Regions from separate parts of the Homo sapiens genome. Here regions 2 and 3 are each linked to region 1. A link is an interaction called in ENCODE POLR2A ChIA-PET data of the cell type or tissue named here. Cell type or tissue: B cell. All regions are shown on one strand. Each heading gives the region's core, and the rest is flanking DNA. Links, peaks and the distances in the headings are about the cores only.

What was found. Peaks named below come from ENCODE experiments on the same cell type or tissue, not always from the same donor. Only the 100,000 strongest peaks of a DNase experiment are listed, where the experiment ranks them.
Region 2: POLR2A ChIA-PET joins it to region 1 with 7 read pairs; 2 of 35 experiments call an interaction of 5 or more read pairs at or near these places.
Region 3: POLR2A ChIA-PET joins it to region 1 with 6 read pairs; 1 of 35 experiments calls an interaction of 5 or more read pairs at or near these places.

What each region holds. Positions count from the first base shown.
Region 1 is chr1:11,809,443-11,819,271 of GRCh38, forward strand. It overlaps CLCN6 (chloride voltage-gated channel 6), which reads left to right. Exons shown (of 23, transcript NM_001286.5): 3 at 6,404-6,469; 4 at 7,173-7,238. Among named protein-coding and RNA genes, the nearest start is that of CLCN6, 8.2 kb to the left of the region's middle. In B cell, for the core only: no CTCF peak of the experiment used is centred there; DNase peaks (open chromatin) are centred at 5,228 and 5,739; H3K4me3 peaks cover 1,647 bases; H3K27ac peaks cover 3,862 bases.
Region 2 is chr1:11,348,527-11,358,355 of GRCh38, forward strand. It overlaps LOC105376739 (a long non-coding RNA gene), which reads left to right and starts at 9,419. Exons shown (of 4, transcript XR_946958.3): 1 at 9,419-9,574. In B cell, for the core only: no CTCF peak of the experiment used is centred there; no DNase peak of the experiment used is centred there.
Region 3 is chr1:12,135,935-12,145,763 of GRCh38, forward strand. TNFRSF8 (TNF receptor superfamily member 8) reads left to right here. Exons shown (of 15, transcript NM_001243.5): 14 at 2,295-2,502; 15 at 6,353-8,273. The coding sequence ends at 6,597. Among named protein-coding and RNA genes, the nearest start is that of MIR7846, 26 kb to the right of the region's middle. RefSeq lists enhancers at 9,265-9,354, 9,415-9,474. In B cell, for the core only: no CTCF peak of the experiment used is centred there; no DNase peak of the experiment used is centred there.

The sequences.
Region 1 (9,829 bases), core at 3,769-7,768:
TAAATTTTTGTTGTTCTTGTCATTGTTTGAGACAGAGTCTCACTCTGTCGCCCAGGCTGGAATGCAGTGGTACGGTCTTGGATCACTGCGACCTCCACCCCCGCCTCTGAGTTCAAGCTGTTCTCCTACCTCAGCCTCCCAAGTAGCTGGGACTACATGCATACACCACCATGCCTGGCTAAGTTTTGTATTTTTAGTAGAGATGGGGTTTCACCATGTTGGTCAGGCTGGTCTTGAACTCCTGACCTCAGGTGATCCACCCACCTCAGCCTCCCAAAGTACTGGGATTACAAGCGTGAGCCACCACGCGTGGCCATATTCATGTACATTTCATGGGTTAATGTTCTTTTGATATTGGTCATTGATATTTCTCAACCATCTTCAAGAATGAGCTTCTTGAGAGCACTTGCTTTGTGTAAGAACAAATTCAGGCACTTAAACAGAAAAGTCTGGATTTTATTTATTCAATAAATAAATCAACTTGACACAAAAAGTATAATAAAGAGGGGAGTGAGTGGGACAGGTTAAAATAGTTGATTTAGTGGAATCTCATTTTTGTTATTTAAAACACGTGTTAAAAGCATGTGTATAAAAACGTGGGTAAGGATGTAGAAGGATATTTAGTAAGGTATTAATAGTCATATTTTAATGAATGGAGTTATAGGGTTTTCTCTACCTTGATAGTCAGTCAACTAGAAAACCCTTCTGTTGAATATCTTTCTAAAAAGTGCCCCTTCTTCCTGTCTCAGGAAGAGTTCATTGCACATATTTGACTCTTTATTTGATAAATTTAGGGTCTTACAAAATGTTAGAATCCCATTTTGACATCCATTCTCATTATAGGTGGTTTGAAAAATGGTAACTTTCTGTGAGATGTGCCATTGCAAACAGGAATGTTTTCATGCAGGTCACACAGTCTATTTATATTGTACCTTTGAATTAGAAAGAGGCACACTCAGAACGTAAGACTTAGAATTAAAGGCCTCCCCCACTGGCCATAGCAGCACCCCTAGCTCACAACCAGTTGAAGGTGGTTTTGGTGTGAACACTAAGATGCCCCTTCCTGGTTGAATTGGGGCTGGTTCAGCCCCCACCTCCCTCCCGGCCAGGTGCCATTTTGCTCGTAACCCCCTGTAACAGCCCTGCAAGACACAGATAACATTTTATTTTTTTAAAAAGTTGTTAGTCCCCTAAACCAAAGAGCAACATATACTGCAGAAATAAAAAGTTAGTCATAGCAAAGGAGAAGTAACAGTATCTGGTTTTAATAATAGCTCATATATTCCATTGGTACATATTTACAAAGGGCCAAACTCAACTAATTTATTTAAAAAAAAAAGAAGCGTGGCACAGTGGCTCACGCCTATATGCTCAGCACTTTGGGAGGCCAAGGCAGGAGGATCGCTTAAAGCCAGGAGTTCAAGACCATCCTGGGCAATAAAGTGAGACTTTGTTCCTACAAAAAAATTTGTTCAAAATTAGCAGGGGGCCGGGTGCAGTGGCCCACACCTGTTACCCCCACACTTTAGGAGGCTGAGGCAGGTGGATCACTTGAGCCCAGGACTTCATACCAGCCTGGGCAACATGGCGAGACTCCATCTCAACAACAAATACGAAAAAATTAACGAGGTGTGGTGGCTAACCTGTGGTCCCCCCTACTCAGGAGATCGAAGCAGGTGAATTGCTTGAGCCCAGGAGACGGAGGTTGCAGAGAGCTGTGATCACGCCACTGCACTCCAGCCTGGGTGACAGAGCGAGACCCTGACAAAAAAAAAAGGGATTCTGGTGTTCTAGCGTTGCGGTTGTTTCTAAATGCCCTTCTTAGCAGTTTTATTGCACTATAATTGGCATACTATTCAGTTCACCCATGTAGAGTGTACAATTCAATGGGGTTTTAAAAATTAGTATATTCACAGAGTTGTACAACCATTCCTACAGTCAATTTTTTTTTTTTTTTGAGACGGAGTTTCGCTCTTGTTGCCCAGGCAAGAGTGCAATGTTGTGATCTCAGCTCACTGCAACCTCTGCCTCCCGGGTTCAAGTGATTCTCCTGCCTCAGCCTCCCAAGTAGCTGGGATTACAGGCGTCTGCCACCACACCCGGCTAATTTTGTATTTTTAGTAGAGACGAGGCTTCTCCATGTTGGTCAGGCTGGTCTTGAACTCCTGGCCTCGGGTGATCCGCCCGCCTTGGCCTCCCAAAGTGCTGGGATTACAGACGTGAGCCACTGCGCCCAGCTAATTCCTACAGTCAATTTTAGAATATTTTCATCACCTGAGAGGAAACCCTGCACTCATTAGCAGCCACTGCCTGTTCTCCTTGCCCCTGACTCCAGGCAACCAGTGATCTCCTTTCTGTCTATTTGCCTATTCTAGATATCTAAAAACCTTCTAAATGTTTACGGAACCATATCATTATTAGATGGAACCATCAATGAAGTACTTGACCAGTAATTTCCATACATATTTTGGATGAAGGCAAGGGTATTGTTTCTCCTCTGCTCTCAGGCACCACTCGCGGAACACTGCTAACACCGATATGTGGAGGTTGTTTCCCCACTACTCAGGAGGCTGAGGTGGGAGGATGGCTTAAGCCCAGGAGTTGGAGGTTGCAGTGAACCGAGATTATGCCACTGCACTCCATGCTGGGTGACAGAGAAAGACCCCATCTCAAAAAAAAAAAGTAGTAGGTTGTCACCTGCATTTCTCAGCAGCTGGCAGTGAATTGAAGGTTCACAGGACTCCCTCCTTGAGTTTGGTTAACTTGCTAGAGCGGGTCAGAAAACACAGAAATGCTACTTACATTTGCTAGTTTATTAATAAAGGATATCATAAAGGATACAGAAGAACAGCCAGATGGAGAGATTCAAGGAACGTGGGAGGGGGCACGGAGCTTTCATGCCCTCTCCAGGCACGCTACCCTCCAGGAACCTCCAAACGGTTCAGCTGTCTGGAAGCTCTCTGAACCTTGTCATTTTGGAGTTTTATGGAAGCTTTTTTATGCAGTCATGATTGATTACATCACCAGCCCTTGGTGATCAGCTTAACCTTCAGCTTCGGTCTCCTCCCTGGAGGGATGGGTGTCCCACCCCGCTAATCCTGCCTTGGTCTTTCTGGTGACCAGCCCCTTTTCTGAAGCCATCTAAGGGCCCCCAGCCGCCACTCATCTCATTAGCAAACAAAAGATACCACGGCTCAAAAAAAAAAAAAGACAAAGTATGTTTGTGTGTGTGTGTGTGTGTGTGTGTGTGTGTGTGTGTGTGTGTGTGTATTGTTGGGGCTCAGAAAATGATACCTGGAAATATGGTGCTTTGATATGCTGAACTCTCCACCCTCACACTTTGTCTCTCCCAAAGCACAGGATGAGGCTCTTCTCTGCCGTTCCCTTATCTACCTAGAAACTGGACCTACCAGAGAGGAACACAGTTGTCTTTGATCCCTTTCCTGAAATGTCATTAACCAGGGAACATTAAAACTCATCTTACAGAGGAGACTGAAGACCAAACAACATACCTAGAGCCTGGACAAACTGTCCCAACCGTTGTTTGTTCACTGTCCCATACAATTTCCAAAGAGAATCATTCACAAGATGATATCTGCTTCCCAGATCCATTCATTCCCCACTAAGAATTATTTCCTCCCACATCCCTATCTCCCCTTCCCCTGTGAAGAAGAGTATAGAAGCGTCTGTACCTCGCTGGCATTATTGGGTAATCATTCTGCAGTTCCCCTGTGCAATGCATGTTAAATAAGTGGATGCCTTTGCTCCCATTAATCTGCCTTTTGTCGGTTCACTTTCAGCAGACCTTTAGAGAGTGAAAGGGGAAGCTTTTCCTCTTGGCCGCTACAATACATATGTAGGTGCATATATGTTTAATCACTTATGGATGAGTCTAGTTTCTAAAAGTACTTTTTTCATCACTGTGTTTCTTTTCTGATCAGTAAAAAAGATTTTTTTTTTTTTTTTGAGACCGAGTCTCACTCTGTCGCCTAGGCTGGAGTGCAGTAGCACAATCTCGGCTCACTGCAGCCTCTGCCTCCTGGGTTCAAGCGATTCTCCTGCCTCAGCCACCCTAGTAGCTGGGATTACAAGTGTGTGCCACCACACCCACCTAATTTGTGTATTTTTGGTAGAGACGGGGTTTCGCCATGTTGGCCGGGCTGGTCTCAAACTCTTGGCCTCAAGTGATCCACCTATCTCGGCCTCCCAAACTGCTGGAATTACAGACGTGAGCCATCACGCCCAGCCGATCATTTTTTAAAATATAAAAAAGCACACCATTTGTGCTATGAGAATTTCAGACAACACCCAGAAACAAATATCTCCTTAAGCACTACCTCACGGATGTTTTCCCATTATGAATGCTGACGTACAAATAATCCTAATTTTGTTTAATCAAAAAGGGATATTATACTTTTAATTCTCCATCCTGCTTTATTTTTATTTTTTAATTGCATCTTGCTCTTTTGCTGAATAATTTTTGGAGATTTTCCATATCTTTCTATATAGACTTAACTATAATCATTTTATTGGTGTATAGTTTACTATATTTGGATGTATAATTGATTTACTCAGTCACTTGTTGGTACTCCAGGACTCATAAAAAAAGAATTTGGACTAACTCTAGGTAGTCATATAGATAGAATAAATTGTCACTCATCACATGTGTTTGGCTGACTTGAAACTATTGTCTGGGAGTGTGGCTGCCACCCAGCCAATGTCCAGCTGATGTGGGTAGGAACAGGTTGTGGGAAGGAGAGCTGATGGCCGACCATTATTTTTCTTTGTTGCCAAACTGCTGCGTCTTTTTTTTTTTTTTTTTTGAGAGTGTCTCACTTTGTTGCCCAGGCTGGAGTGCAGTGGCATGATCTTGGCTGGCTCACTGCAACCTCCGCCTCCTAGGTTCAAGCAGCTCTCCTGCCCTAGCCTCCCGAGTAGCTGGGATTACAGGCGTGCTCCACCACTCCCAGCTAACTTGTATTTTTAGTAGAGATGGGGTTTCACCATCTTGCCTAGGCTGGTCTCGAACTTCTGGCCTCAAGTGATCCTCCTGCCTCAGCCTCCCAAAGTGCTGGGATTACAGGTGTGAGCCACTGCACCCAGCCCAGACTGCTGCTTCTCTAACAAGACAACTAAAATGATTTCCTTTGAATTGTTTCTCTAAATGTCTGTGGCATACCTGCAAGTTGCTTGCAGGATTTCTGTGTTTTGTGATGCATGTTGTAAAGGATGCTGCTTCAGATGTAGAAGTTTTAGGAGCCGAGAGCCAAGCTGAATCTGTGCCTCTTCCTAACATAAAGTGGAAGTTGGCCAGGCGCAGTGGCTCATGCCTGTAATCCCAGCACTTTGGGAGGCTGAGGAGGGCGGATCACGAGGTCAGGAGATCGAGACCATCCTGGCTAACACGGTGAAATCCCGTCTCTACTAAAAATACAAAAAAATTAGCCGGGCGTGTTGGCAGGCGCCTGTAGTCCCAGCTACTCAGGAGGCTGAGGCAGGAGAATGGTGTGAACCCGGGAGGCGGAGCTTGCAGTGAGCTGAGATTGCGCCACTGCACTCCAGCCTGGGCGACAGAGCGAGACTCCGTCTCAAAAAAAAAAAAAAAAAAGTGGAAGTTGCTTTTAAAAATACTTTCCATGTTAGTTTGTCTTGTGACTAACCTCATTTCCATAGACACTAACTACAAAAGATAATTATAACTAATTGACATTCTAAATTAATTTGGTTCTGGCTAACTGAAACTTTTGTTCATATCTAATGGAGTAAGTTTCATAAGGCTGATGATAGCTGAAGGTCTTTAAATATTTTGCCAAAACAGGAAGTTTAAAAATAGGTAATTTAAAACTTCTCCTAAAGCATGAAGTATGAACCTAAAGCAACACCACTCAAATTTTAATGTGCATCTGAGTCATCTGGGGCTGCAGGGCTGCAGGAGTCTAAGATTCTGCATTTTGTTTTTGTGTTTGTTTTTGAAACGGAGTCTCGCTGTGTCACCCAGGCTGGAGTGCAGTGGTGCGATCTCGGCTCACCACAACCTCCACCTCCCAGGTTCCAGTGATTCTCCTGCCTCAGCCTCCAAAGTAGCTGGGACTACAGGTGCGCGCCACCATGCCTGGCTAATTTTGTATTTTTAGTAGAGACAGGGTTTCACCATGTTGGCTAGACTGGTCTTGAACTCCTGACCTCAGGTGATCCACCTGCCTTGACCTCCCAAAGTGCTGGGATTATAGGCATGAGCCACCGCACCCAGCCAGATTCTGCATTTTGAACCAGCTCCTCCTGGGTGCTGCAGGTACCACTGCTCTGCCCATCCACACGTTGAGTAGCAGGAACCCAGAGGTTTGTCCCTTTGCAGGTCTTCTCACCTGACATGACCTTTTGACTCAACTTTGCCTCTTTTCAGAGTTTGGATTATGATCGCTGTATCAATGACCCTTACCTGGAAGTTTTGGAGACCATGGATAATAAGGTGGGTCTTACAATTCTTCATCTCTGGGGATCAAATCAGTCTTAACATGGCATTTTTTTTCTCTTCTAAAGGCCCCAGTAAACATCTTTACACCTTGTTTTTTGAACCTTTTCATGCGATACAGGCAGACCTCACTTTATGCGCTTTGCTTTATTTCACCTCGCAGGTACTGCAGGTTTTACAAACTGGAGGTTGGTGGCAACCCTGTGTTGAGCAAGGTGCCATTTTTCCAATAGCATGCATTTTGTTTGCATTTTTTAGCCATAAAGTATTTTTTAATTAAGGTAGGTACATTTTTGTAGGCATAATGCTATTACACACTTTATAGACCTCAGTATAGTGTAAACATCACTTTTATATGCACTGGGTAACCAAAACACTCGTGTGACTCACTTTATTGTGATATTTGCTTTATTGTGGTGGTCTAGAACCAAACCCATGCTATCTGCAAGGTAGGCCTATGTTGGCATTTATTCCCTAGGCCTTTATCCTGCCAACCAGAGTTCCCCCTGTCAGTGCACCTTGCCCAGCCTCTTAAGAGTCCATCATTTTTGCACTGTAAAGCACCTGAAATCCCAACATCATCTTTACTGTGCCTGCTCTCCACGTGGAATTTAGCTTAAAACTGGTTGGCCAAGATGTATTTCTTCCCCTCTGCCACCATAACCCTGTAAACTGAATCATTCTTTTCCTGTGTGAACAGAAAGGTCGAAGATATGAGGCGGTGAAGTGGATGGTGGTGTTTGCCATTGGAGTCTGCACTGGCCTGGTGAGGAGGCAGGGCCTGGAGGGATGGTGGGCCATAGGGCTGGAGGGGCTTACAGGGAAAGCCCTGGCCTGGTGAATAACATTGTCATTTGTCATTATAACATTTATAACATTATAATGCAATAACACTTGTCATTATAATCAAGAGTGCCTTTTCTTTTTTCCCTTTTTTTTTTTTAAATGAATAATCCTGGCACAGTTTTTCACACTTCCCCTGCTTTTGCTTTGTGAAATGAAAGCGAGACACATGACAATGGTGCTCTTGAAGCGCTCAAAGGTTTGGGCAGGACTTTATCTTTTATGATATGATTATGGATCATAATCTCTAATCTACCTAGTAAACTAGATGTCTCCCTAATGGGTAGATAATGCATTGGGTAGAGTAAATAATGGAAGTTAAAGTTACTTTTTTTTTTCTTTTAATTTAAATAGAGACAGGGTCTCGCTTTGTCACCCTGGCTGGAGCACAGTGGCGTAATCACAGTTCACTGCAGCCTCGACCTTCTGGGCTTGGGTGATCCTCCTACCTCAGCCTCCCGAGTGGTTAGGACTCTAGGCAGGCATGAGATCGCTCTTTAGGGAAAAAGCGAAGTCGTGGGTACGGAACTGTGAACATCGTGCCCTTCATTTAGCACAGCGTGCCAGTGAACAGGGTGGCACACCATAGCTATTGATCTCATGCAGGGAGTTTATGGTGCTATCCTGGGCTCCTCCCCGTACGTCGTTAATGTTATCTAGAAGATAGAGCCAGCAGCTGTGAGTGAAGGGATATGCCCGTATGAACAGAGTTGGTGGAGGCAGCAACTTCACAGGTGAATCAAAGACAAGGCAAGATTGGAAACATGGCCAAAGATGAGGATAGCAAAAAGTCTGGAACCAAAACTGCCGACTTCACATTGTTAAATATGAGGAAGAGAAGCTGGAAAAATCAGCATCAGTCAAAAAGATCCATGTCAAATCTGATTCCGGTCAGTACAGTGTTGGGATAGGGTATCTGTCCTCAGTAACAGCCTGTTGACCACCTTTATCTTGAACTGGCCACAAGCCTCCTACTTAATTTGACATGATATGCCTAGAAAATGTACACATGTGTTCGGTATAATATAGCCACAGGGGCCAACCACAATTTTTATTTTCATGGCATGCATCAAATTTTTACTATAGTAAATCCACAAGTAAAGGAACATCTTACTAGGTAAGACTGATGGCATTCAGAAGCCCTCTTCAGTGATATTCTGATGGATACCATTTTGGGGAAACTTGGGTTGATTTATTGTTTTATTTAAATCTCAGGGTGTTGGGCCAGGGACGGTGGCTCACACCTGTAATCCCAGCATTTTGAGAGGCCGAGACAGGAGGACTGCTTGAGCCCAGGAGTTTGAGACCAGCCTGGGCAACGTAGGGAGACCCTGTCTCCTTAAAAATAAAAAAAAAATTAAAAAAAAGAAATCTCAGGGTATTTATTTTGCTATATATGTTTCTGGTTGCAGATTTCTCTATAATAAGCATAGTCCTTAGGCCTCTAGTTGTTAGTGTTTGTGCTACTTTTATATCAAACTCTTTGGAGCTGCCACTTGTCAGTACTACAGGTTGAGTGTTCCTTATCAGAAAATCCAAAATGCTCCAAAATCCAAAACTTTTTGAATGCTGACACGATTCTCAGGAAATACTCATTGGCGCATTCAGATTTTGGATTTCAAATTTTTGGATTTGGGATGTTTAATCAGTATAATGTAGATATTCGAAAAAAAAATCTGAAATCCAAAACACTTCTGGTCCCAAGCATTTCAGATAAGTGTTACTCAAGCTGAAGCAACTTTACCTCCTACCTTTGTATTTTAGGAAGGCACACCTGCCTTTATGACATAGCACTCCCAACTCTTGTCCATTGATGTGTGGCCACTTTATGGCTTCAGTATCAAAAAGCCTCCAGGCATTGGCTTGAGGGAAGGCCAGAGTTAAAGGCAAGAAGCTTTGATCCTGAATCCATAAAATTAGAAGTCTTTCTAGTTCTCCTTTAAGCCCTGAGCACTTTGGAGAGTGGAATACTGGAATTTGGTTGTTTTCTCTACCCAGAGTAACTATGGACTATAAGATGGTTATAAGTCAAGCCTGGCACAGTGGGGTGTGCCTGTAATCCCAGCTACCTGGGAGGCTGAGGCAGGAGGATCTCTTAAACCCTGGAGTTCAAGGCCAGCCTAGGCAATATAGCAAGACCCCATCTCAAAAAAAGATGATTTCAAGTCAAAATAATGACTTACAAAATAGAACCTGCTAATAAGGAACATGCAAAAAGCACATACACCTAAATGAATGTTGTGTTTTAAAGCAAGCTTGTCCAACCCATGGCCCAACACAGATTCATATACCTTTTAAAAACATTTATGAGATTTTTCTGAGTTTTTCTTTTCTTAGCTCATCAGCTGTCATTAGTGTATTTTATGTGTGGCCAAAGACAATTCTTCTTCCAGTGTGGTCCAGGGAAGCCAAAAGAGTAGACACCCCTGTGTCAGTAGTCTTTCTTGGTCTCACATCTTTTTCTGCACCTGCTTCCCTCTTTGTTTTCCGTTGCTTCACTCAACTTAGCTGTAC
Region 2 (9,829 bases), core at 2,188-6,187, 460 kb before region 1:
CAACATGGTGAAGCCCCGTCTCTACAAAAATAATAAAAATTAGCCAGATGTGGTGGCTGTAGTCCCAGCTACTAGGGAGGCTAAAGTGGGAGGATCACTTGAGCCTGGGAGGTCAATTCTGCAGTGAGCTGAGATCATATCACTGCATTCCAGCTTGGACGCCAGAGTGAGACTCTCTATGTATGTATGTATGTATGTATGTATGTATGTATCTGTCTAGCTATCTATCTATCTCTATGTATCTATGTATCTAAAATCCACTGATCTTATTCAGATATCAGCAGTTTCCTATCATGCTAATTTGTGTGTTTATGCATTTTGATTACATGTGTAGGTTTGTGTATCAAGATACAGAGAAGACCCACTGGCATGAGGGCCTCTTATGTTGCCCTTTTATAACCATATCCACCTACTCCCCCTCCCCCTCTCTACCCCAACCCCATCCCTGACCCTTGGCAACCATTCATCTGTTCTCTCTATAATTTTGTCATTTTGAGAATGTTCTATAAACGGAGTCATACAGCATGTAACCTTTCAAGATTGGCTTTTTTTTTTCACTCACTCAGCATCGTTCCCTTAAAATTCATCCTAATTGGAATGTGTATCAATAGTTTGTTCCTTTGTATTGTTGGGTAGTATTCTACGGTATGGGTGCAACACAGTTTAACTCATTGAAGGATAACTGGGTCATTTTCAGTTTTGACTGTTACAAATAAAGCTGCTGCTGGGGTGCTTTTAAAACACTCAGACTGGAGGATCTGACTCAAACAAGAGTGGGTCGAGGGTAAGCCCTGGAAATGTATAAAAGTTTGTGCCGTCACTGACCAGGGTAAGGCATGAATGCAGAGCTTGGGGAGTAAATAAAGTTTAGACTTTATCCTCACCGCACCCCTAAAGTGTAAAACAAAGATATATATGTAGTCAAAGATAGTGCCTTGTATGGACAGCTTGAGTTCTCTGAGGTTACTTCCATCTTTGTCTATAATAGAAAAGGCAATATGTGGCTGGATGCGGTGGCTCACGTCTGTAATCCCAGCAATTTGAGAGGCTGAGGCGGGTGGATCACCTGAGGCCAGGAGTTTGAGACCAGCCTGGGCAATATGGTGAAACCCCATCTCTACTAAAAATACAAAATTAGCTAGGCAAGGTGGCTCACGCCTGTAATCCCAGCTACTTGGGAGGCTGAGGCAGGAGAATTGCTTGAACCCGGTAGGTGGAGGTTGCAGCGAGCTGAGATTGTGCCACTGCACTCCAGCTTGGGCAGCAGAACAAGACTGTCTCCAAAATAAAAAGAAGGAAAAAAAAAAAAAAACAGAAAAAAAAGGCAGTATGTGTTTGGGGAGAAAGTTCTGGTCTGGGGTTTTGGAGGATTTGTGTTGAACTCTTTCTCTTTGTACCCTTGATTTCTTGCCTCATGATGGGCCTCAGTTTGTCCATCTGCAAACTGGGAGCTGATTTTACTTCTGTAGATATTTATGATAGAGGAAAGCAACTGTGGCTGTGGTCCTGGGATTCCTCCAGTGCAGACACCTGGGTTCATCTGAAGGCAGGGAAGGAGCTCCTGCCTCAGTTCCTGCCCGTGAGTTGGAAGGGCTGGGAGCATCTTCAGGGCAGCTGGTCCCTGCTGCAAGTCTCCCTCAGCAGCCCATGCAGCTGACATTGCCCAGATGTGACATTGTCACTTGCAGCTCAGGGCACAGGATCGGTCCCTGGGAGAAAGGACAACTTCAGGGCGAACTAATGAGGCCAAACCGCACACCACTTCCTCCCTGCATCCCAGCCCTCCTCCTGCCTCACTGATAGCCCCTCATCCTGCTTCTCTCACTCCCCTCGGCTCTCCCTCCGGAAGGAAAGCCGGACCCCCTCTCTGCTTCCAGACCAAGGCTGGAATTATTTAATTGCAAATCAGTAAAAGCGTCAGCAGCTTGCCGCTTAACTGCTAAGAGGAATGATTCATAACCCCATGCCAGGCACCGAGCACTTCCTTCCCATCGCCTCGGCCCACCCCGCGCGAGAGAGGAGATAAATTACTGTCATTGCTTTTTATGGCACATATAATCGGGTGGCAACATGGAGACTCGACTCATCTCAAAGTCATTTACAATGAATTATTCATTTGGCTGAAAAAAGTCTTCAATTGGAGGGGGAAATAGCCTCTCGACTCCCTGGCTTCGGGCTGCCCTGTTGGTAGGTGGGGAGGTAATCCTGGGCCTGGGAGATCCAAGTTCCCCTCGGTAACTTCTGGACCTCAGAATCCGATAGCATGGGCAAGAGGGTAGGGGTAGGAGTCTGAGCTGCAGGAACTCACTTACCTAACGTGCTTCTGGAAAATACTGCTGGGGTCCTGGAGTATCTATCCCTCCCACTGGCATACTCAGAGGAAACCACAGATCCTTGTTCACATCAGGTAACCCCTCCCTTCCTCCCTCCCTCTCCTTTCTTTCTTTCTTTCTATAAACATTTCTTTCCCCTAAGACAGAATCTCACGCTGTCACCCAGTTTGGAGTGCAGTGGGGCGATCTCAGCTCATTGCAACCTCCGCCTCCTGGGTTCAAGTGATTCTTGTGCCTCAGCCTCCCAAGTAGTTGGGATTACAGGCTCCCCAGTAGCTGGGATTACAGGCACCACCATGCTCCACTAATTTTGTGTATTTTTAGTAAAGATGAGATTTCATCATATTGGCCAGTCTCGTCTTGAACTCCAGGCCTCATGTGGTCTGCCCGCCTTGGCCTCCCAAAGTGCTGGGATTACAGGCGTGGGCCACCATGCCTGGCCTCTATAAACATTTGTTATCTACTAATATGTGCATATCAGTCAGGATATGGCACCTTACGCTGCAGTAACAAGCGTCCCCCTAATTTCAGAGGTGTAAGAGCACAAGGTATATTTCTCAGGCAACTCATCACACAGGTCTATGTCGTTCTCACTCTGGGAAGCGGCTGGTGGAGCAGCCACTATCTTGATGGTTGCTGCCACAAGCATATCCTCTTAAAACATACACTCAGAAAGGACACATGTTGCTTCTGTTTCCATTTCATGAGCGAAAGCAAGTCTCATGGCCACACCTAACTTCAAATGGGCAGGAAAGTGCCACCTGACCTTATGCCCTGGAGGAGGAGAAAAAGGAACATCTGTGAACGCCCCGATGCTTATTTCACAGGGGATGTGTCAGGCCTTGGAAAGTAACAATGAAAGGGACCTAGTCTTTTTTCTTGATGGTCTAGTGCAAGGGGCAGATGGAAAAGACAGATGCACAGAAAAGGATGATCCAGGGGGCTCCGCTCCAGGAAAGAGGCCTTCCTGGAACTCCCAGGAGGAAGGGCGATGTGGGATCTGGCCTCAAGGGACCTGATCTTGGAACTTTTTGGTCATGGGCAAGTGAACTCATGTCTTCGAGCCTCAGTTTCTTCCTCCTTCACGTGGGGGTGATGAAGGTGAGACCGTAGCACCCACTCATTGGGTGGTTGTGAGAAATGCGTGAAATGTCTGTCGAAGCCTTTGGAAGGTGAGTCATTGGCATGGTTTGCTATGAATTCATTTACACTTGTTTTTAGAATAACAACGCTAAGTTGCTTCTCGCAGGGACATTCAGTTCCTGAGGTTGGCCCCCGCCAACTATGCTTCTGAATCAGGGTTCAGCCTGGTAGGCCTGGCTGGCTGGGGGCTCCCCAAGGGGCAGCTCCAGCTTTATGAAAATAGCAATTTCCCTGGAGAACTCAAGTGTGGACTGGGGGCAGTGCCCCCTTCTGGTAGGAGGGGCTTTGGGCTGGAGGGTGGCCTGAGCATGGTGAGTGTGGAGCTCACCTAGAGGCCTCATCTGTGGGTGAGGTCCCAAGTCCCACCCCCAGCTCCCCCTGAGCCGCAGCCCCCATGGCATTCATTCATTCATCCAACACATATTGATTGAGTGCTGGCACTCGCAGGCATTGCGCTGGGGTTGAGGACACAGCAGATGAACAGGACAGACCAGCTTCTATTCTCACGGTGCTTGCATGGCAGTGGGAGAACAGGTCATTTTTGTGGTTGACACTGTTGGTTGACCAAATGCCCCGGGATCCCTTTGCTCATTTCTGTGAGTTTGTCCCTCAGTTTCTGTGTGCTTTTTTCTTTTTTGAGATGGAGTCTCGCTCTGTTGCTCAGGCTGGAGTGCAATGGCGCGATCTGGGCCCACTGCAACCTCTGCCTTCCGGGTTCAAGTGATTCTCCTGCCTCAGCCTCCTGAGTAGCCGGGATTATAGGCGTGCACCACCACACCCAGCTAATTTTTGTATTTTTGGTAGAGACGGGGTTTCACCATGTTGGCCAGGCTGGTCCCAAACTCCTGATCTCAGGTGACCCACCTGCCTCGGCCTCCCAAAGTTCTGGGATTACAGGCGTCAGCCACCGCGCTCGGCCTTGTGTGATTTGTTTCTGAGAGCCAGCCTGCACCTGTGACTCTCTTTAGAGGACTGCCCCGGGCTATGAGAGCTGGTGTGCCCAATGCATACAGAGAACAGGAAGTGTGCTGAGAGTTCATGTTTCCCCAGAGGCAGCCCTTAGCTCAGGACTGATGAGTGTTGGAGAATGGAAGTCCTGCTCCCTCGCCTTGAATTGGGACATCCCTTAAGATGTCATTTCTACTTCAGGGCCTCCCATAGGGCCAGGCTAAGGCTGAGGCTTTGCTCGAAATTGCCCCCCTGGTTAGCTTCCTCCCTTCTCTGTCCTGCCCCCGTATCAGTCTCCTCTGGGAGCACCTTCTTGAATCATCAGCACACAGATCCTCATAGCAGGGTTTGCTTCTGGGGAGCCTCACTTACAACACTTATCTGAAACCCACCCCTTCCTTCCTCAGTGGGCAGAGCCTCTGTTTTGTTCTCAGCTCTTTCTCCTCTCCACAGGACTCAGCACGAGTACTGTTGGTCTGACTGGTCCCACTCGATTTGCCCTGAATTGCATTAGCTGGGAACAGGTGACTCAGATGTGGCCAAGGACACAGGATGGGATATCTGTGGGGCGGCTTCTGGGAATCGTTTTCTTTTTCTTTTCTTTTTTCCTTAAGGCAGAGTCTGGTTCTGTCGCCCAGAGAGCGGTAACACGATCTCAGCTCACTGCAACCTCTGCCTCCCGGGTTCAAGCAATTTTCATGCCTCAGGCTCCTGAGTAGCTGGAGTTACAGGCACGTGCTACCATGCCCGGCTAATGTTTTGTATTTTTAGTAGAGACAGGGTTTCACCATGTTGGCTGGGCTGGTCTTGAACTCCCTACCTCAAGCGATCTGCTCACCTCAGACTCCCAAAATGCTGGGATTACAGGTGTGAGCCACCACACTGGCTTGGGAATGGTTTTCTTAAAACAATAGGCAGAGGATGAATCCACTTCCCCCACTGGACACACAGCCACATGCAATGGCAGGAACCTTGGCCAGTGCACTGAGGAAGCTGACACACCAAGGATGGTGTGGTGAAGGCACCTGTGCTCCACACGATGCCCGGGAGGCTCAGATTGCCAGCCTGGAGCCCCACACCTCAGAATGCCTTGTTCTGTGAAATGAGAAATCCCCTATTTGGCAAAGCCATTTTGAGTCTGGTCTGCTGTTATTTGCAACCAAAAATATCCCAGTGGATATGATTTCATTTATTTATTTTATTTTATTTTACTTTTGAGATGGAGTCTTGCTGTGTCACCTAGGCTGGAGTGCAAATGAGGCAGTCTCCACCTCCCGGGTTCAAGTGAATCTGCTGCCTCAGCCTCCTGAGTAGCTGGGATTACAGACGTCTGCCACCACGCACAGCTAATTTTTGTATTTTTAGTAGAGATAGGGCTTCACCATGTTGGCCAGGCTGGTCTCAAACTCCTTACCTCAGGTGATCCGCCTGCCTCGGCCTCCCAAAGTGCTGGGATTACAGGCTTGAGCCACCACGCCCAGCTTGACACAGTGGATATGATTTTAGATAGTGATAAGTTGCCATGAAAGATGGGTTCCTTCCAGGTCTCTGTTTAGTTTGGCAGGTGGGTCCCATTGGGCTTCCATCATGTACTAGGTTTGCAATAAATTACACAGTGTCATATGGCATGGGGTAAGGAATAGGCTTTATTGGGGAAACAGAAAACTAACAAGGCAGAGTCAATAAGCAAAACAAATGGAAGGTATGGGGTCAGATAACAGTGGGGAGGACTTCAGGTGTCCTGGGAATGTAACCTCACATTATTTATCCCTCATGTCTCCTGAAACATCTTTTCTGTTTGTTTGCTCTTTTGGTCTCTATAAATCTTGTTTCCTTCTTTGCTATGGCCATCAGGAAGCTCAGAGTTAATTTGTGGCACCTCTCATTTACTGTTAGTACCTTATAGTGTGTAAGTTTGTATTGTCCCTTTAGCCTGACATTATCTTATTTTTCCTTTGCTCCAAGTTCCTCATCCATCTGTTTTTATTCTGTTGGGCTCTGCCTATTTCTGTAAGTTCCATCAGTTATTCTTCAGAGTGAAGCAGGATATGCCTGAATCCATCCATCCATCCCCTGAAGCTGTACTTAGAACCTCCCTGAGGACGGTGACTGCTAAGTGGCTCCGAAGAGCCTCCCCAGGCATCTGGCAGGCTGGGGAAAAGCTGAGAAAGGCCTCTTTCTCTGTAGCTTCAAGGAGGTATTTATTGGCTGTCTTTCAGGCACATTTTAGCTGTCATCCAACATTCTCAACCTTAGTCCCCTTCTCTGGGCTAAGGGGAGAATGATGGTCCTACCCCAGTCTCCCAGATGCCAGGTCTGGGAAATGGAGTGGAAAATCCTTTGAAATTCCCAATTAATAAATAAAAATAATGTGGAGGGCTCATCACCATGGAGACCAAAGGCTTGTTTGGTCGTCATGGTGACCCTGGGATAGGCTGTCTGCCCAAAATGATCAGCATCACTAGGAAAGAAGGGCCAAGAGGTGGAGAGACAGGACTGCATGCCACAGGGTGAGAGCCAGGCGCCGGCAGATTTCTCGAGGCAGGTCGAGAGCAAGAGTGGGATGATGTGGAGGTGTGGGAGATCAAAGGGGAGAGCACACTATCTTCTAGAACTTTCTTCCTGCCACTCTGCCCCCTCTTTCATCCACCTGATTCCTTCTGGGCCCCGTGCCCCCCGGGCTGGGAGGGGAACCTGGCCTACTCCTTGGCAGTGCTGCCAGGGAGTCTCCATGACAACCCCAGCCCCCATCTGTGGGAGTGGAGCCCTCGGCTAGGGCCTCAAGGGAGTTGCCTGGGTAACCGGGCTCCCTTGCCCCACTTCCCCGCCAACCAAACCTCCTCGGCCCCTCCCCCTCTTTGCGATGGGAGGGTGAGAGGATGGGGTCACCATGGAGACCCAGCTTCCCTCCCGCTGCCCCCTTTCCAGAGCAGCTGTCACAGGATGATGGTCGGGAGGAGACCTGGGAACGAGGGTGTCTGCTGGCGAGGAGACAAATGACCAAGACCCTCTCTCTGGCGGAGGAAGAGCATCCTGGCTCTTTAAGAAGTGACACTTCTTGGGATGTTTGGGGTGTTGAGTGCAACTCCTCTCAGCCACCCCCTGCTGGAAGTCCTGGGCTCAGTGGAGCGGGCCTGGGCAACGAGTTCTGGAGCGGGGACCTTCTCCCTCCCTGCCTGGCTGTTCCCCTGCAGAGGAGCTGTGGCTCATTCAGCAACGGAGAACACTCAGGTGGTTAACGAGCATTTACTTCCCAAACGAGGAGACGGTTACATGACTAGTTGTTGTTTTATCTTGCTAATGAAAATACATAAAAAACAAAATGGCCAATTAGCAAGGCCATTTGTTCCCAGGTCTTGGCTGTTTCTTTCTGGAGAGGGAAGCCATTCTCTGGGTTGGGGCTGGCCCCTCAGTCAACTGTGGTGGCCTCTGAGGCCCCTCCCCCTCACTCCTGCCCTTGTGGTCCCTGGTACCCTTGCCTTTGATTTCTGATGTGTGCCGCCAGCAGCCAGGAAACCCCTGCCGGTGTTCCCTGCCAACCCCCCTCTGTAGCCTTCTCATTCATTTCTTTCTTTCTTTCTTTTTTTTTCTTTTCTTTTTTTTTTTTGGAGATGGAGTCTCGCTTTGTTGCTCACCAGGCTGGAGTGCAGTGGCGTGATCTCGGCTCACCGCAACCTCCGCCTCCCAGGTTCAAGTGATTCTCCTGCCTCAGCCTCCCGAGTAGCTGGGATTACAGGCATGCACCACCACACCCAGCTAATTTTTGTATTTTTAGTAGAGATGGGGCTTCACCATGTTGTCCAGGCTGGTCTTGAACTCCTGACCTCAAGTGATCCCCCCGACTCCCCGCCTCGGTCTCCCAAAGTGCTGGGATTACAGGCATGAGCCACTGCGCCCAGTGGCTTCTCATGTCTTTCCTTCAGCTGGCTAGACACCGCTGGGTTCTCTCTTCCTTTCCTCACCACCTCCTTCTCTCGCTTCTAATAAAATACTTCATTTTCTTTGCTCTGCTCCCAACCAGACTTCCTCACTGTCGCCACCCTCATTTCTTTCTTTCTTTCTTTCTTTTTTTGAGACAGAGTCTTACTCTGTTGCCCAGGATGGAGTGCTAGAGTGCAGTGGTGCAATCTCAGCTCACTGCAACCTCCATCTCTCAGGTTCAAGTGATTCTCCTGCCTCAGCCTCCCGAGTAGCTGGGATTACAGGCACGTACCACCACACTCAGCTAATTTTTGTATTTTTAGTAGAGATGGGGTTTCACCATGTTAGCCAGGCTGGTCTCAAACTCCTGACCTCAAGTGAACCACCCACCTCAGCCTCCCTAAGTGCTGGGATTACAAGCATGAGCCACCGCGCCAGGCCCCCCGCCTCATTTCAACGTCAGTTTGAATTCTTCCTCTTTCAAGAAGTTTGCTCGATAGAACAGACTAGGCCTGCTAAGAATGTTTACTTGCTCCCCATTCAGCCACGTTTCCAGGAAACCGCCTCCTGAGCCTTTCGCTGTCTGGAGAATCTGGAGGCCTCCACCCCCTATCCCTGCAAATAGAAATGCGGGGTTTGGGCTCCGGTTCTAGTGGCCTTGGTTTCTGCCTTGAGCCTAGAGCTCTCACAGATTCTGACAGCACCTCGGCCACTGTGGGTGCTCAGGGGATTCGTGGAGCTGTCAGGCCTTCTCTGTGGCCGGCGAGATCTCCTGCCGCTTGTAGAGAAATGGGATTGATACATTACATATTTATGACCTGTTGAGTTCAAGGGAGACAGGCAGGAGAGGAGAGAAAAGGCAGCCAGGGAAGGGGTGCTGAAAAGGGATCCCCAGCTGTCCCCGGCAAGCTTGGTGACCAGTGAGCAGGACTCAAAATTGTAGTTTGACTGATCACCTGCAAACACAAGGAAGCTATGTCCCTGGGAGCTGGCAGGGAGGGTGCAGGGTGGCACCTAGCAGCAAAAGAAAACAAAATAAACCTGTTATAATTTGCATCGCTGCGGAAAGCAGGGCGCATGCAGGCGGAGCGGAGGAGCCCCTGTGGGAGGGGGGCAACCAGGATGGGGGCTCTGTGAGCGTGAACTAGAGAACCCAGAAAGACACACAGTCCCTGGGAACCTGGAAGCTACCGTGTTCCTGCTGCACCCTTACGTGTGTACTCTGCAAGGTGGGTACCACCATCCCCATGTTATGGATAGATAAATCGAGGCTCAGGGAAAAGGCAGTATGTCCTTCCAGTATGTCCACTGGAAGGCTGTAAGCCAGAGGGGTTAAGAGTTTGGAATCCAGAGGCACTCACTCTGCTTAGCTTTGAGTTTCTGCCTAGAGACTTCCCGGCCATGTGACATCGAGCACACAGTCTCAACTTCAGTCTTCTTGTCTTCTTATCATAAACTTGGTTACGATTACTGGGAGGGCTGCT
Region 3 (9,829 bases), core at 3,322-7,321, 330 kb after region 1:
GGATTTGGTTTGGGCCACTTTTGGGTACCAGGTCTGGTCAGGAGGAAGACTGTGTTCATTTTCCCCTTTTCTTTACTCTTCCATGAATCTCATCCTCCAAGCTGGATGACAGAGCAGGTGGCTATGGTCCATTCCTTTTTTTTTTTTTCCCCATCTGTCAGTTCTTCCATTACTTTCTTTTAATTCAAGCATTCATACATTAAGAAGGGTTTCTATCCTTTCATTTTTCAATATAATATACACAACCATAATGCTAGTTCAGTTTCAAATTATGGGGGATCACATTCGAATATGCTTGGATGTGACAAGTGGCTGTTACAATACTGAGAAATTTCATGAAAGAGGTATTCAACAATTTGTAAGGTAATCAAATATGTTTTTGCTGCATAGGCCAATGCATTAATAGTAACTTGTTTTAAAATGCAGTCTTTTGGCCGGATATGATGGCTCACACTTAAAATCCCAGCATTTTGGGAGGCTGAGGCAGGCGGATCACCTGAGGTCAGGAGTTCGAGACCAGCCTTGCCAACATAGTGAAACCCCGTCTCTACTAAAACTACAAAAAGTATCCAGGTGTAGTGGCACACGCCTGTAGTCCCAGCTACTCAGGAGGCTGAGGCAGGAGAATCGCTTGAGCCTGGGGGACAGAGGTTGCAGGGAGCCGAGATTGCACCACTGCTCTCCCAGCCCGGGTAACAGAGTGAGACTCCATCTGAAAAAAAAAAAAAAAAAAGGCAGTCTTTTAGCCTTCATATTATTATGAAAGAGTATTCAAGAGTATGTATTAAGGTTGGTGCCATTTGCCATTAAAAGTAATGGCAAACCTGGTTTAACCCTTCTGATAGGTAGTTGTGGATGTTGGGGTTGAGAACAGAATAATCTTTGTCTGGAGTGACACCACACTCTAGAATTTCCACTTTGAAAAATACTCAGTTCTTTTTTTTTTTTTTTTTTTTTTTTTAATTTTTTTAGTATTTATTGATCATTCTTGGGTGTTTCTCAGAGAGGGGGATTTGGCAGGGTCATAGGACAATAGTGGAGGGAAGGTCAGCAGATAAACATGTGAACAAAGGTCTCTGGTTTTCCTAGGCAGAGGGCCCTGCCGCCTTCCGCAGTGTTTGTGTCCCTGGGTACTTGAGATTAGGGAGTGGTGATGACTCTTAGCGAGTGAAGAATACTCAGTTCTAAGCTGTGGTTCCTGGTAGAACAAACTTTATTTTTCTAGCTCAGCAGTGATCTGGAAGCTGAGGAATCTCAGCGCCTTTTAAAAGTTATTATGTGGTTTTGTTTTAAAAAGCTCCTGTTTTGGGAAAGTAGAATTTATGGGTATAACATATGTTCATTATTTGTACATAAAATAAAACCATTTAAAAAGTAAAAAATAATAATAATAATAATGGCAAAGACGTGATTACTTTTGCACCAATCTAAAAGATACGCCCTCTGTGCCTTGAGAATCATTGCGTCAGCACGGGCATCCCTGCCTCCTCTGAATTACTCACACTCACTCCATTTTGAAGGCATCAGGACATTTCATGAGGCCACTTCTTTGCCCTTACCTGTAAAAATCAAAAACTAAACTGACACTTTCCTCATGACATAGCTGTTTTTTTGTTTTTTTTTGTTTTTTTTTTGTTTTTTTTTTAGCATTTAGAAAATATTTATTAATAATATACATGAATTTAGATTATATAGTATAGAGGTCACCGGGCTTGTCACTTGAACTAACAGTAGTCTGTTTTTAGAATGCTTGAGTGTGATCATAAAAGACTACTTTCCAGGATGTCGGGGCTGGGGAGCTGGAGGGGCTGCTCCAGGAGGTGGGGGACCTGGAGCTGGTACTTACAGACTTGGGTGCTTATGAGTGTGGGTTATGGACCAGATGCCAGGGTTCAAATCCTAGCTCAGATACTTATTGATGGTATAACCCTGGGCCAATTACTCGACTCCTCTGTGCCTCAGTTTCCTCATCTGTAAAATGGGGAGTGGGCTGTTACCCACCTCATACAGTGGTTGTGAGGATTAACATATGTCAAGGACTTTAGGACAGGGCCAACGGACGTGGCGAGCACCCTGTGAGTCGCTGACTGTTACCCCTACTATTTAGTACAAATTAAAAGCAACAGACTTCACCCAGAAAGCTGAGAAGCCCGGGGCAGCTCATGGCAGCTTTTAAAGCAGAAAGGGGGACTCACTGGGGTCTGTAGAGATGAAAAAAAAAAGGGGCCTCCCAGTTCAGAGACTGGTGGGGAGGTTGGGGGTACCCTGCAGCAGCACCCATTCCCGTCCCACAGCAGCTGAGGAGTGGTGCGTCGGTGACAGAACCCGTCGCGGAAGAGCGAGGGTTAATGAGCCAGCCACTGATGGAGACCTGCCACAGCGTGGGGGCAGCCTACCTGGAGAGCCTGCCGCTGCAGGATGCCAGCCCGGCCGGGGGCCCCTCGTCCCCCAGGGACCTTCCTGAGCCCCGGGTGTCCACGGAGCACACCAATAACAAGATTGGTGAGTCAGCCTGTTTTGGGAGGTCCCCTGCAGCCCAGGGGCAGATGGGAGATGAATACGGGGCCCTGGGCCCTGGAAGGGACCTGGAGACCCTGGAGTTGAAAGGCCCAGGAAAGGAGAGGCATAGATTCTTCACCCCAATTGAAGTTTCTGTAAGTAGGGACAGCGAGGGTACTTACCTCGTAGGCCATTGTGCGGATTCATGAGCCAGTGTGCATGAGATGCCTGCTGTTACTCATAAAAAACGAACACCACCCCAGCCCCCAACACCGAGCACCCGAGGGGACAGGAGGAAGACGTGCCAGTGGTCACAGGACCTGCCACTTGTCTGGCGCATTCCGGGCACTGTGTAGGTGCCATCTCTTCATCTCTGATGGTCTCACCACCTTCTTTGGATGGTGTCTTTCTCCCCATTTTACAGTTGGGGAGACCGTGGCTCAGAGGGTGAAGTGATTTTCCCCATTGCATGGCTACTAAGTGGCACAGCTGGAACTCGTCCCGCATCTGCTGGGCCTTGAAGCCCGTGGTTTGTCCACGTTACCACCCACCCTCTGCAGAAGCAGGAGGACAGATGGGGCCCAGATGTTCAGAGCTTCCCAACGGCAGCTGCTGCCAGCCTGGACAGACATTGGCTTTGGCCTCCTGTGGGCCTCCCTGCCTCCTCTCTTGCTTCTCATCACCTTGGTACGGCATTTTCCCCAAAATGTATACCTGACCCTATTGCACTCCTGCCGAGAAGCCTCCAGCAGCTTCCCATTCCCTATGGGATGAATTCCAGCATTCTTATTCCAGCACTCAAGGCTGACAGCAAGTTGTAGCTCCCCGACCAGACTCACCTACCTTCTGACCCCACAGTCTGTCCCTCCCCCTCATGGCAGTCTCCCAAATTTACAGACCCCTCTGTCACTTCTGAGCTTCTCAATGGGAGCTACCCCCTCGCCTGAAATAGCCAACTCCACTGCCTTGAATCCAGTTAATTCTGGATATCCTGGGGACCCTGCTTATTTGCCCCTTCCTCCAGGAAGCCTTCTGTGCCCTCTCCACCATGCTATGCTCCCTAAGAACCCAGGCCTCCCCTACCCGGTGTCCTAGCACCCAGTGGTGTGACTGCGTGTTTATAGCCTTCCTCCACCTCCACCTGGCTTTGTGCTCCCTGTGGGCAGGGCCTTGGTGGACCCCACCTCTGTCGCTTCTGGAAGGGTAACTGGCACTGGGATAATACTGAAGAGTCATTTGTAATTGTCCTGTGCATTTCTATGGCAGACAGTGGTGGCCAGAACTCTTCAGGGCAGTCATCTTCTCTTTTTATTTTTTCAGCCTCCTGAGTAGCTGGGATTATGGGCGAGTGTCATCATGCCTGGCTAATTTTTTGTATTTTTAGTAGAGATGGGGTTTCACTCTGTTGGCCAGGCTGGTCTGGAACTCCTGGCCTCAAGGTGATCTGCCTGCCTTGGCCTCCCAAAGTACTGGGATTATAGGCATGAGCCACCATGCCCAGCCTGGGCAGTCTTTTGTAACAAACTGAAGCTTTTGAAATGGTAGCTTTTAGTAAGTTTTATTTGAAAAGTATGTATTTTGGGAAATACCATCAAAGGCTTCTTCAGAATTCCTAAGAAGTCCTAACTGGAACTTCTGAGTCCACACTGAGTACAGTGCCTGGAATCCCAGGGGTGGGGTTCAGAGGGTGTTTGATGGGGAGGAGAAGGAAGTACCAGGCTCCCAGGCAGCTGGCTCAGGTGTGGGCTGCCCTCCCCTGGCATGGCCTGCAGGCCTTGCTGGTGAGTGGATCGGGGGCCACCTCCGCCATGGTGGAAAGGGAAGGCCTTGGAGGTTCTCTTGGGCACCCAAGACACAGGCAACCCCCTTGTCCTCCTAATGCCAGCCCAGGGTAGCGTTCCCCCTTCCCATCCAGTTCCCAAGAGGGGTCACACTGGGGTCTGTACATCGTCCCTCTTCCCCTGGGAACCAGGCAAGGGAAGAACCCCTTTCCCCCCAACTTCCTCACCTGCCCTCCCCACATAGCCAAGATGAATTCCCTGGACTCTGGAGCTCTGGGGAGGGGGCAGGAAATCCATGCAGCCCTTGGAAGCCACCCCCACAGCCTGGGGAGTAGGCAGCCTGTGATGGGGGCAGAGCCAGAGCGGGGCAGACCCCTCATGGCCGGCTCTGAAGTTTCCAGACCCCTCTTTCACTTCCGAGCTCAGTGGGAGCTGCTTCCTCACCCAGAGCAGCCAATTCCACCGCTTTGAATCCAGTTAATTCCAGATTTCCTGGGGACTCCTGCCCATTTCCCTGAGGAATGTGAGGGGACCAGCCTGTCCCCAGCTGTGGCTCCTTCTCCCTAATCCAGCACCCCCACCCTCACTTCCCTCCCACCTGACCCCACCCGCCTCTCATCTTCTCTGCCCATCCCCCTCTGGGCCTTCTCTCCCCTCCTGGGGTCTCCTCTCTCACCACCCCCGGCCCCCATCTTTTGCCCAGCCCTCTATAGGGCTCCTAGGGCTGGGAGCCCACAAGCCTGATGGAGGTGTGGGGAGTGCTGAGGCCCTGCTCTGTTTTGGGGTCTGTGGGGGCGCCCAGCCCATAGCCTGTCCCGCACTCTGGGCCTTCTCCTCTTGCTGCCGTTTGGCGCACTTCTCTCTTTCCTGGGGGTGTTCAAAACCAGAATAGAAGAACCAGCGTCATGCAATAGGGTTGAGGGTGTGGGGGACTCGAGAACCTTTTTGGGGTTCCTGAATCCGAGGGGTATAACTGCATTACCCAGAAAGGCAGGGGTCCCTGCACCCCCACCCCACCCCAGCTCTCAAGTTCCCTCTTGAGCTTCCCCATTCTGGCCTCCAGAGTCCAGCGCAGAACAGCTGGGAGCCAGCCCACCCTGAGCCAGACACCATCAGCTGGGCGGAGGCCAGGCTTCCCCACTCCCCAGCTCCTCGGGCCACTGAACCTGAGCCCCCATGTCCCCTCTATCAGAAGGCCACACCAGAAGCCCCCACATCAGACTGTGGCGAGGACCGGCCCTCCGTCCAAGCTCCCACCATGTGCTCACAGCACAGCCATGCACGCTGCAGGCAGGAGACCGGCTGTGAGCAGTAAGCCCCGAAATTCACGGCCTGAGCCAGGCTGTCTCAATCATGGGCTGCCGAGACCTATTGAGGGGGCCGGGTTTTCTGCAGGATGTGACAGGCTGGCTGAGTTTGCCCGGACCGAGGGGACTCCCAGGACACGGGACTTGCAGTAGTAGAACCAGGAATGTTCCCGGGCAAGCTGGACAAGTTGGTCACCCCGGGTTTTGGCTGCAGGCACACAGATAGGAGCAGAAAGGGCCACCAGGCGGAGTGGGTGGTTTTTTTTTGGGGGATTTCTCCTAACTACGTGGCGACCTTGGGCAGGTCATTTAACCTCTCCAGGCTTCAGATTCTTACCTGTAAATGGGAATCTTGATGGGGTCCGCCTTGCAGGAGGGCTGGGGACCCAGGAGTGGGGGTGTGGAAACTGCTCAGCTCTGCTGTTTCTGCTCGTGCTCTGGTTACCCACGGCTTTGCCTGTTTTTGTCCACAGTTTGCTTTCTGTCCCACCCTGTCCTCTTCTTCCCTACCCATCCGCAGAGATGTGCTGAGAAAATCCTAAGTACAAGTGGGCTGGTTCTTAACTCCTCAAGGCCCAGCTCCTAGCTGTTCTATTTCCTCTGAGCCCCCAGGATGCCTGTAAGGTACATCAGAGAGGCTGTGCCATCAGCCTGAAGCCACCCGGCAGGTGTACCAGCACTGGGCCTCGGCCCTTCTCTGCCTCTTTGCTCCCATCCTGGCTGGTGCTCTGGCCTCCCTCGCTCACCCATCCTTTTGCCTTGCAGAGAAAATCTACATCATGAAGGCTGACACCGTGATCGTGGGGACCGTGAAGGCTGAGCTGCCGGAGGGCCGGGGCCTGGCGGGGCCAGCAGAGCCCGAGTTGGAGGAGGAGCTGGAGGCGGACCATACCCCCCACTACCCCGAGCAGGAGACAGAACCGCCTCTGGGCAGCTGCAGCGATGTCATGCTCTCAGTGGAAGAGGAAGGGAAAGAAGACCCCTTGCCCACAGCTGCCTCTGGAAAGTGAGGCCTGGGCTGGGCTGGGGCTAGGAGGGCAGCAGGGTGGCCTCTGGGAGGCCAGGATGGCACTGTTGGCACCGAGGTTGGGGGCAGAGGCCCATCTGGCCTGAACTGAGGCTCCAGCATCTAGTGGTGGACCGGCCGGTCACTGCAGGGGTCTGGTGGTCTCTGCTTGCATCCCCAACTTAGCTGTCCCCTGACCCAGAGCCTAGGGGATCCGGGGCTTGTACAGAAGAGACAGTCCAAGGGGACTGGATCCCAGCAGTGATGTTGGTTGAGGCAGCAAACAGATGGCAGGATGGGCACTGCCGAGAACAGCATTGGTCCCAGAGCCCTGGGCATCAGACCTTAACCACCAGGCCCACAGCCCAGCGAGGGAGAGGTCGTGAGGCCAGCTCCCGGGGCCCCTGTAACCCTACTCTCCTCTCTCCCTGGACCTCAGAGGTGACACCCATTGGGCCCTTCCGGCATGCCCCCAGTTACTGTAAATGTGGCCCCCAGTGGGCATGGAGCCAGTGCCTGTGGTTGTTTCTCCAGAGTCAAAAGGGAAGTCGAGGGATGGGGCGTCGTCAGCTGGCACTGTCTCTGCTGCAGCGGCCACACTGTACTCTGCACTGGTGTGAGGGCCCCTGCCTGGACTGTGGGACCCTCCTGGTGCTGCCCACCTTCCCTGTCCTGTAGCCCCCTCGGTGGGCCCAGGGCCTAGGGCCCAGGATCAAGTCACTCATCTCAGAATGTCCCCACCAATCCCCGCCACAGCAGGCGCCTCGGGTCCCAGATGTCTGCAGCCCTCAGCAGCTGCAGACCGCCCCTCACCAACCCAGAGAACCTGCTTTACTTTGCCCAGGGACTTCCTCCCCATGTGAACATGGGGAACTTCGGGCCCTGCCTGGAGTCCTTGACCGCTCTCTGTGGGCCCCACCCACTCTGTCCTGGGAAATGAAGAAGCATCTTCCTTAGGTCTGCCCTGCTTGCAAATCCACTAGCACCGACCCCACCACCTGGTTCCGGCTCTGCACGCTTTGGGGTGTGGATGTCGAGAGGCACCACGGCCTCACCCAGGCATCTGCTTTACTCTGGACCATAGGAAACAAGACCGTTTGGAGGTTTCATCAGGATTTTGGGTTTTTCACATTTCACGCTAAGGAGTAGTGGCCCTGACTTCCGGTCGGCTGGCCAGCTGACTCCCTAGGGCCTTCAGACGTGTATGCAAATGAGTGATGGATAAGGATGAGTCTTGGAGTTGCGGGCAGCCTGGAGACTCGTGGACTTACCGCCTGGAGGCAGGCCCGGGAAGGCTGCTGTTTACTCATCGGGCAGCCACGTGCTCTCTGGAGGAAGTGATAGTTTCTGAAACCGCTCAGATGTTTTGGGGAAAGTTGGAGAAGCCGTGGCCTTGCGAGAGGTGGTTACACCAGAACCTGGACATTGGCCAGAAGAAGCTTAAGTGGGCAGACACTGTTTGCCCAGTGTTTGTGCAAGGATGGAGTGGGTGTCTCTGCATCACCCACAGCCGCAGCTGTAAGGCACGCTGGAAGGCACACGCCTGCCAGGCAGGGCAGTCTGGCGCCCATGATGGGAGGGATTGACATGTTTCAACAAAATAATGCACTTCCTTACCTAGTGGCCCTTCACACAACTTTTGAATCTCTAAAAATCCATAAAATCCTTAAAGAACTGTAAGGCTGAGGACATGATCATCGAAATTGAGAGTATGTTATTAATAGAACCCCTGAGCAGAAGTGGCTTTGGGAGTCTCCCAGCAGGGCAGGAATTCCCACTGAACCCCCAGGCACTAAGGTGGCCAGTCTCTGGTAGATTGGATACTTCTGGGGCCGGGAGCCCACTTCCTGCTGGGGCAGTCCTTCTTGTTGCTGGAAGATTTTCCTTATCACTCGAGGCAAATTCTTTCTCCATGTAATTGCCGCTCCCTGGTCCAAAGGCTGCCCTTTGAGGACACTCAAAGCCACTGTCGGCCAGTTGCGGTGCCTCACCCCTGTAATCCCAGCACACTGGGAGGCCGAGGCGAGTGGATCACCTGAGGTCAGGAGTTCAAGACTAGCCTGGCCAACATGGTAAAACCCCGTCTCTGCTAAAAATATAAAAATTAGTCGGGTGTGGTGGCGGGCACCTGTAATCCCAGCTACTCAGGAGGCTGAGGCAGGAGAATCGCTTGAACCTGGGAGGTGGAGGTTGCAGCAGTGAGCCGAGATCGTGCCACTGCACTCCAGCCTGGGTGACAAGAATGAGACTCCGTCTCAAAAAAAAAAAAAAAAAAATGCCACTGTTGTCACAAGGCTCCCTTTAGGTATTCGAAGAAAGGTTTCTGGGCCTCCCCATGGCCTTCCTCCCTCTGGGCTGGGCCGGGCAGCCCCATAGCTTTGGAGAAGGGATTCTCCAAGGAACAGCGTGAGTGCCCAAGCCCTGGGAGGCAGGGGGAGGACCACAGGTATCTGGGATCCCTGGGAGGCAGGGTGAGGACCACAGGTATCTGGGAGTGTTGGGCTTCAGTGTCTGAGCTGGGAGGAGCCCAGCCTGCCTCCCTGGGCACAGCTTTGTGGCACTTTAGGGCCAGCCTCCACCCCAGGCAGCCAGCCTGAGGCCTCCTCTGACTGTCTCCTGTGCGAGGTGGAGAACACCCACAGCCACAGACAGACCCTGTCCACCCCATCCCCAAGACTCCAGCCCACACCCACACATCAGCCCAGCCATTGAACCAGCCATGCACTCAGTCCAGGAGCCAGGGTGGATTTCCCCATCCTGCCCAGCGATGAGCGGACCCCTTCTATTCTCTGGCTGTGCTCACGTCCAGGTTGGCAGATGGACAGAGCTCCCTGCTACTCAAGGTAGCAATTCTCAGGCTGTGACGACACCCCCACACACCTCTTCCTAAACATTTGCGATCAGAGAGGGACAGCAAGTGGTAAGTATCAGATGGAAGCTGTTGCCTTCAAAGAAAAGCCATTGTTTCCCAAGGCACTTTTGTAGGTGGTAAAAACCATTCTACAGTTCACAGAATCTCCACGGCTCGGGTCAGTCCCTAAAACGGAACGAGGGGACCTCCCTAGAGCGTCTCTCGCTCCATCACGACCTCACCCTCCAACAGTGAGGTGTAAAAGACCCAAGGCTGGGTCTTGGTCATCTTTGTCCCATGGTCACTGGGCACTGATTGGTTGGGCTAAGTAGAAATGAAAACCTGTGTGGGGATGAGAGGCGGCTCTCCAGCCACAGTTCCTCGG